Regions from separate parts of the Homo sapiens genome. Here region 1 is linked to region 2. Evidence: chromatin loops called from intact Hi-C (ENCODE). Cell type or tissue: breast epithelium. All regions are shown on one strand. Links, peaks and the distances in the headings refer to the core of each region. The heading gives the core; the rest is flanking DNA. Region 1 holds the start of LOC105372889 (a long non-coding RNA gene). Region 2 overlaps PLXNA2 (plexin A2).

What was found. Hi-C counts contacts between places; a loop is a spot of excess contacts. Peaks named below come from ENCODE experiments on the same cell type or tissue, not always from the same donor. Only the 100,000 strongest peaks of a DNase experiment are listed, where the experiment ranks them.
Region 1: it touches region 2 in a loop (17-fold over the local background); 34 of 110 quality-filtered maps call a loop at or near these places.

The regions. Positions count from the first base shown.
Region 1 is chr1:208,251,855-208,254,666 of GRCh38, forward strand. It overlaps LOC105372889 (a long non-coding RNA gene), which reads left to right and starts at 888. Exons shown (of 6, transcript XR_922509.2): 1 at 888-973; 2 at 1,275-1,328; 3 at 2,643-2,767. In breast epithelium, for the core only: no CTCF peak of the experiment used is centred there; no DNase peak of the experiment used is centred there.
Region 2 is chr1:208,097,851-208,100,662 of GRCh38, forward strand. PLXNA2 (plexin A2) reads right to left here. Exons shown (of 32, transcript NM_025179.4): 6 at 996-1,119. Among named protein-coding and RNA genes, the nearest start is that of LINC02767, 140 kb to the left of the region's middle. In breast epithelium, for the core only: no CTCF peak of the experiment used is centred there; no DNase peak of the experiment used is centred there.

The sequences.
Region 1 (2,812 bases), core at 100-2,599, 150 kb after region 2:
GGAGTCGGGAGACCTGGGTTTGATTCCTGACTCTGCACTCCCTGGCAGTGTGACATCACATAGGTCACCTTCCCTCCTCTGGCCTTGGTTTCCCCACCTGTAAAAAGCAGGAATTAGCTTTGATGCACCCTCTACTCCCCAGCACAACCGCCAGCTTGCTATGCTGCCGCCCTTCCAACTCTCTCCTTGGAGAACGGTGGAAGGATGTTGACGCCAAAAAAAAAAAAAAAAAAAAAAAAAGGCTTCTTTTAATGCCTAAGAAACTCACTGCCTAAAAAATCAACGAGGGAGTGCAATCCAGGGACAGAGCTGAGAAATAGGATTTTGCCTTTGAATTATCCCAAGTCGGATGATTTCTCTCTCTGCCTGTCTTTGATAAACGCTCCCATTCAGGGCTCTGGTGTTATGAATCTTTCTGAGTCATGGGTGGCTATAGCCCCTTCGATCCATTCAGCTGACAATATTTCCTGACGTTTCAAAGGCCAAGAGCATAGGACAATCCCGTAGTGTCTCTTTACCTTCTCTCTTCTTCCCCATCCCTCAAGCTCCAGCCTCCACTTTTTCCTGTGGAATTCCTACTTTGGCATTGTTGCACAAGGTCGTGATATGACAGCAAACCCAGCCTTGGCGATTGCCCAGGGTGCGGGAGCCCCAGCTCCTGGTCTCCTGGAGAAGCCGGCAGAAAGCCTTCTGTGGTCTCTCCAGGACATCACCCACCCCTGGTGGAATGACAGGGAAGTTTCCTGGCTTCAGAAAAGCAGGGCAACCTGGCAGCCGCCCCCTCCTCTGCAGTTATCAGTGTGGTTAATAATTATTACCCTGTGTTAATCACGACAGCGGAAGAGTAGCAGGCCGTTATTTCGAAATGATCGGCTCCAGTCAATGACTACTTATGACAGCAAAAGGGAAACATCAGCTCCGGGGAGCCCCCATGTAAATGGGGAGTTGAAAGAAAGATCAGGAATAATGGAACGTGTGTTTAGTTCCATTTTCCTCCCTAAAAGGGCCCTGTCAGAGTAATTTCCCCTTCCATGTACTATACCTCTCCATTATTTACAATATCTTCTTGGGGGAATAAAACAACGCAGAACCGCTCCTCCTCATCTCCCACCCCCTGCCTCACCCTCCCCTCTCCCCACCCCCATCAATTGTGTCTCTTTCTGGAGTTTGGCAAACACAGCTACTTTCTCCTGCTGTGCTTTCAGTGGAGCTGAAATGACTGTGGCTCTAGTTATTTTTTTCCCTTAATCATTCTTTTTCTTTCTTTTTTGCAGGAGAACATTTTCACGAAGCACAATCACAGAAGAACAGAATGTCCTGATGTTTGGGTGAGCAGCATGCATTTCTTTTCTTTTTTTTCTTCCCCTTGAATAAAAATTACACTCCACAACCATAATATCAGAGGGCTAAAGGCCATCTTTCAAACTTTCTCATAATCTTGCGCTACCCTCTGTGCTCAATCTTATTTCTGACAGCCCCCTCCCTACCACCCCGGGGTGTAGTGGTTCCTTGAAGATACTAAGTTCATTTCACTCCCCTGAATCTACGCTCATGTTAATCTTACAGTCTGGAATGTGGCATTCCCCTGCCTCACTTCCCACAGTCATCCAATGCCTGAACAATCTTTAGGACCTTCTCAAGGTCCATCTCTTTTAAGATGCCATGGCGCTTTCTGTTTATACAGAATTTTAAGGATTTGTACACTAGCTTCTTTTCATTGTGAACTTGTAACAGATAAGTCATTTAATAAATATATGTTGAAATATTTTCACTAGTGGTATCTGCTTTTTCAAAAGAAACTCATTTCAGAAATGAGAGAAGCAAGGATACTCAGAGAGCATAAGTGACTTGTAGATCACATGTCCAGGAAATGGCAGAGAAGTTACTGGAACCCAGGTGTTTTAATTTCAAGTCCAGCATTCTTTCTCCTCTGCTGCATTCTGACTGCAATTCCCTCTGACCTCTCCTTTTGCTAATCAGTGTGCTTAATTTGGGCACTTTGCTTTCTTTCTTTTTTTCTTTTCTTTTTTTTTTTTTTGAGACAGAGTCTCATGCTGTCGCCCAGGCTGGAGTGCAGTGGCGCGATCTCAGCTCACTGCAACCTCCGCCTTCCAGGTTCAAGCGATTCTCCTGCCTCAGCCTCCCAAGCAGCTGGGACCACAGGTGCCCACCACCACGCCTGGCTAATTTTTGTAATTTTAGTAGAGATGGGTTTTCACCATATTGGCCAGGCTGGTCTTGAACTCCTGACCTTATGATCTGCCCACCTCAGCCTCCCAAAGTACTAGGATTACAGGCGTGAGCCATTGCACCCCACCGGGGCACTTCACCTTCATCTTTCCCACTAGATTGCAAATTCCTTAAAGGCAAGGGCTATGCCTTATGTTTCTCTTGCACCTTCCATCTGAAGTGAAAGTTTTGTATTAATTCCCTATAGCCATTGCCCATCCCAACTTTTCTTCTCTCTGTCAAGACTGGCACACCATCATGGAGTCACACTTTGGAAGATCTTTGTTCTGATGCTGGGACCCCTGTGGGCCTGGGATGGAAAACACCCATGATCTCTGTTTCTCTCTAAGGCTGACACCAGGACCCATCCAGTTCTGCTCCACTAATCTGGATCCCTCTTTCATACACAGAAGCTGACCACAGGGAATGTCAGGATGCCAAAAATCTCCTTTGGGACATTAGATATGCCTTGAATTTCACCACTACAAGTTCTACCATCAGGGAAAACCACTAACATCTCTGGCCCTGTTTAAACAAGGTACTATCTTCTCTTTCCTTTTGACTGATGAGCTCAGAAAAGACC
Region 2 (2,812 bases), core at 54-2,553:
TAGGTTTCCCTTTGTTTTATTTTTTAAATTTTTAGTAAAGACAGGGTCTCACTATGTTGCCCAGGCTAGTCTTGAGCTTCTGGGCTCAAGCAACCCTCTCCACCTCAGCCTCCCAAAGTGCTAGGATTACAGGCGTGAGCCACCGCGCCCAGCCTGTAGGTTTCCCTCTATCTTCCTATCAATACCCAGTGGTGTTATTTGCAGTGGGTTTCTCAGTCTCAGTGGGCATCACCTAACCTTTCCATACATTTGTTTGCTGCTGAATCTCTGCCCCAGTTTCGTTTCCATGGGGCCAAGAGACTTAGGTACAAACTCCCCTGTTTGTTTCCTCAGCTCCCTTGGAGCCAAAAGCTCCTGGTGGGGATGAATGAACTGAAATCTTGGAAGGTTCATTAACTAATTAACATTCGTGAATGCTCATAAAACCTTCAGAATGAAATAATAATGCAGGGCCTGAGGACATGAAATATTTTGGGTTGTACCTTGATAGATAGTTAAGGGCTATTTTATTCTCTTTAATATTCTCTTTAAGCATACACTGACTTCGAATTGAGGCAGTCTCTTTCTTGCTCTTATTCTTTCCTCTCTCTCTCTCTCTCTCTCTCTCTCACACACACACACACACACACACACACACACACATGCAACTCACAGATTTCTTTAAGAGTGCAGTGAGTGGAGAATTGTAAATGCAGCAGATACTAAAGAATGTGTTATTTGGTATTGGACTGCATTATGTTGCAGATGTTTGTTACTAAATGCAAAAATCTAGATTTACAAAACAGATCAATGGGTAATGAATTTGCAGGGAAACTGGAGAATGACTATGCCCTTTACAATAGGCATTGCCATACGTTTGCTATAAACATAAAGTCTCCTTACTGGATTTAAAGTCTGATCAATTTACAGATACTTGTGCAAGCGTGAATGGAGCACACCCACACAGGTGCATGCACTGTATTCCCTCTCCCCATGCCCCTGGATGAGTTACTTACCAACCGGCTGTGCTCAGATACTGAGATGCTGCTGGGATGCACTGCAAGGCTCACACACTGGCTGATGCTGGCAGCAAATCGATTAGGTTCCCAGGCCTGTTGGCATTTGTCCCTGCGGGAGCACCTGCCATAAACACAGATTCACAAGAGGTCAGGCCTCTGGGACCCATCTGTTTGGCTCCATTGTCCCCTGGGCAGGATGGGAGTTTGCTGCCCTGAGGCCTGTGTCCTGTCTTCTCAAGAAGACTTTTACTGTACTCCGGAGGGCCTTGGTGACTCTCAGACAGTCTCCGTCGCAGTTAAGGACAGACTGAGAGGGAAGAGGATTAATCCCCAACATGAGAGATCCAGTTTCGACACAAAGAATTAACAGTGGAGGGTGTTCAGGTTCTTGATGTCTTGAACAAAGAATTGGACAAAACGCACAAACAAAGCAAGGAAGGAATGAAGGGATTTATTGAAAATGAAAGTTCACTCCACAGTGCGGGAGCGGGCCTGAGCATAGGGGCTCAAAGGCCCTGTTATAGAATTTTGGGGGAGTTTAAATACCCTCTGCTTGGAGTATGTCTTATGTAAATGAAGAGGATGAAGTAAAGTTACAAAGTCATTTACAGCCAGTGTACGCCTATGGAGAGGATATTTTCTGTCAGAGCTGAAGTGTGAATCAGCCTTATGTTCCCTGCCTCCAGACCCTGTTTTCCTGCCTCAGAATGACTCTGTTATTTTTGTTTGTTTGTTTTTTTGAGACAGAGTCTTGCTCTGTTGCCTAAGCTGGAGTGCAGTGGCAGGGTCTCAGCTCACTGAAAACTCCACCTCCCGGGTTCAGGCAATTCTCCTGTCCCAGCCTCCTGAGTATCTGGGATTACAGGCGCCCACCACCGTGCCCGGCTAATTTTTATATTTTTAGTAGAGACGGGGTTTCACCATCTTGGCCAGGATGGTCTCAAACTCCTGATCTCGTGATCCACCTGCGTCAGTCTCCCAAAGTGCTGAGATTACAGGTGTGAGCCACCGCACCTGGCCCTAGAATGACTCTTTACAGCACTGTGGGATGCTGAGACCACAGAGTGAGGGCAGCCTGTGGGACCTGAGAAGCAGCACAGCCATGGAAAAGCAAATGAACTTTGGGGCCAAAGAGCCTGGGTTCCAACCTCAGACCTGTTACCTACTAGCTGCGACCCCTTGGACAAACTACTTAATCTCTCTCTGCCTCAGTTTCCTCAACTGTAAAAAAAAAATAAGGATTGGCCAGGCATGGTGGCTCACACCTGTAATCCCAGCACTTTGGGAGGCTAAGATGAGGAGGATTGCTTGAGCCTATGAGTTCAAGACCAACCTGGGCAACATAGTGGGACCCCATTCTAAAAAAAAAAATTAGCTGGGTATGGTGGCACACGCCTCTAGTTCCAGTTACTCAAGAGGCTGAGTTGGTTAGATTACTTGAGCGCTGTAGTGAGCTGTGATTGCACCACTACACTCTCACCTGGGTGACACAGTGAGACCTTATCTCAAAGAAAAAAAAAAGGAGGAGGAGGATGATAATACGTATTTCACAGGGTTGGTGTAAGAATTAAAGGAGTTAGTGCTTAGAAAATGGCCTGGCGCATAGTAGGTGCCATGACAGTGTTAGCCCTTATAATATTAATATTAATGATGCTGATAATGATTCATATTATCATTTTCCTCCAGAGAAATTTTTAAGAAAATAGGAGAGGGTCTTGGCAGTGTGGGACAGTGTGCATATGATCTTGTGGGTGGATTAATGGCTATTTGAAGGCAGTGGCCATGTTTTATTCATTGGGATATTCTACCTGTCA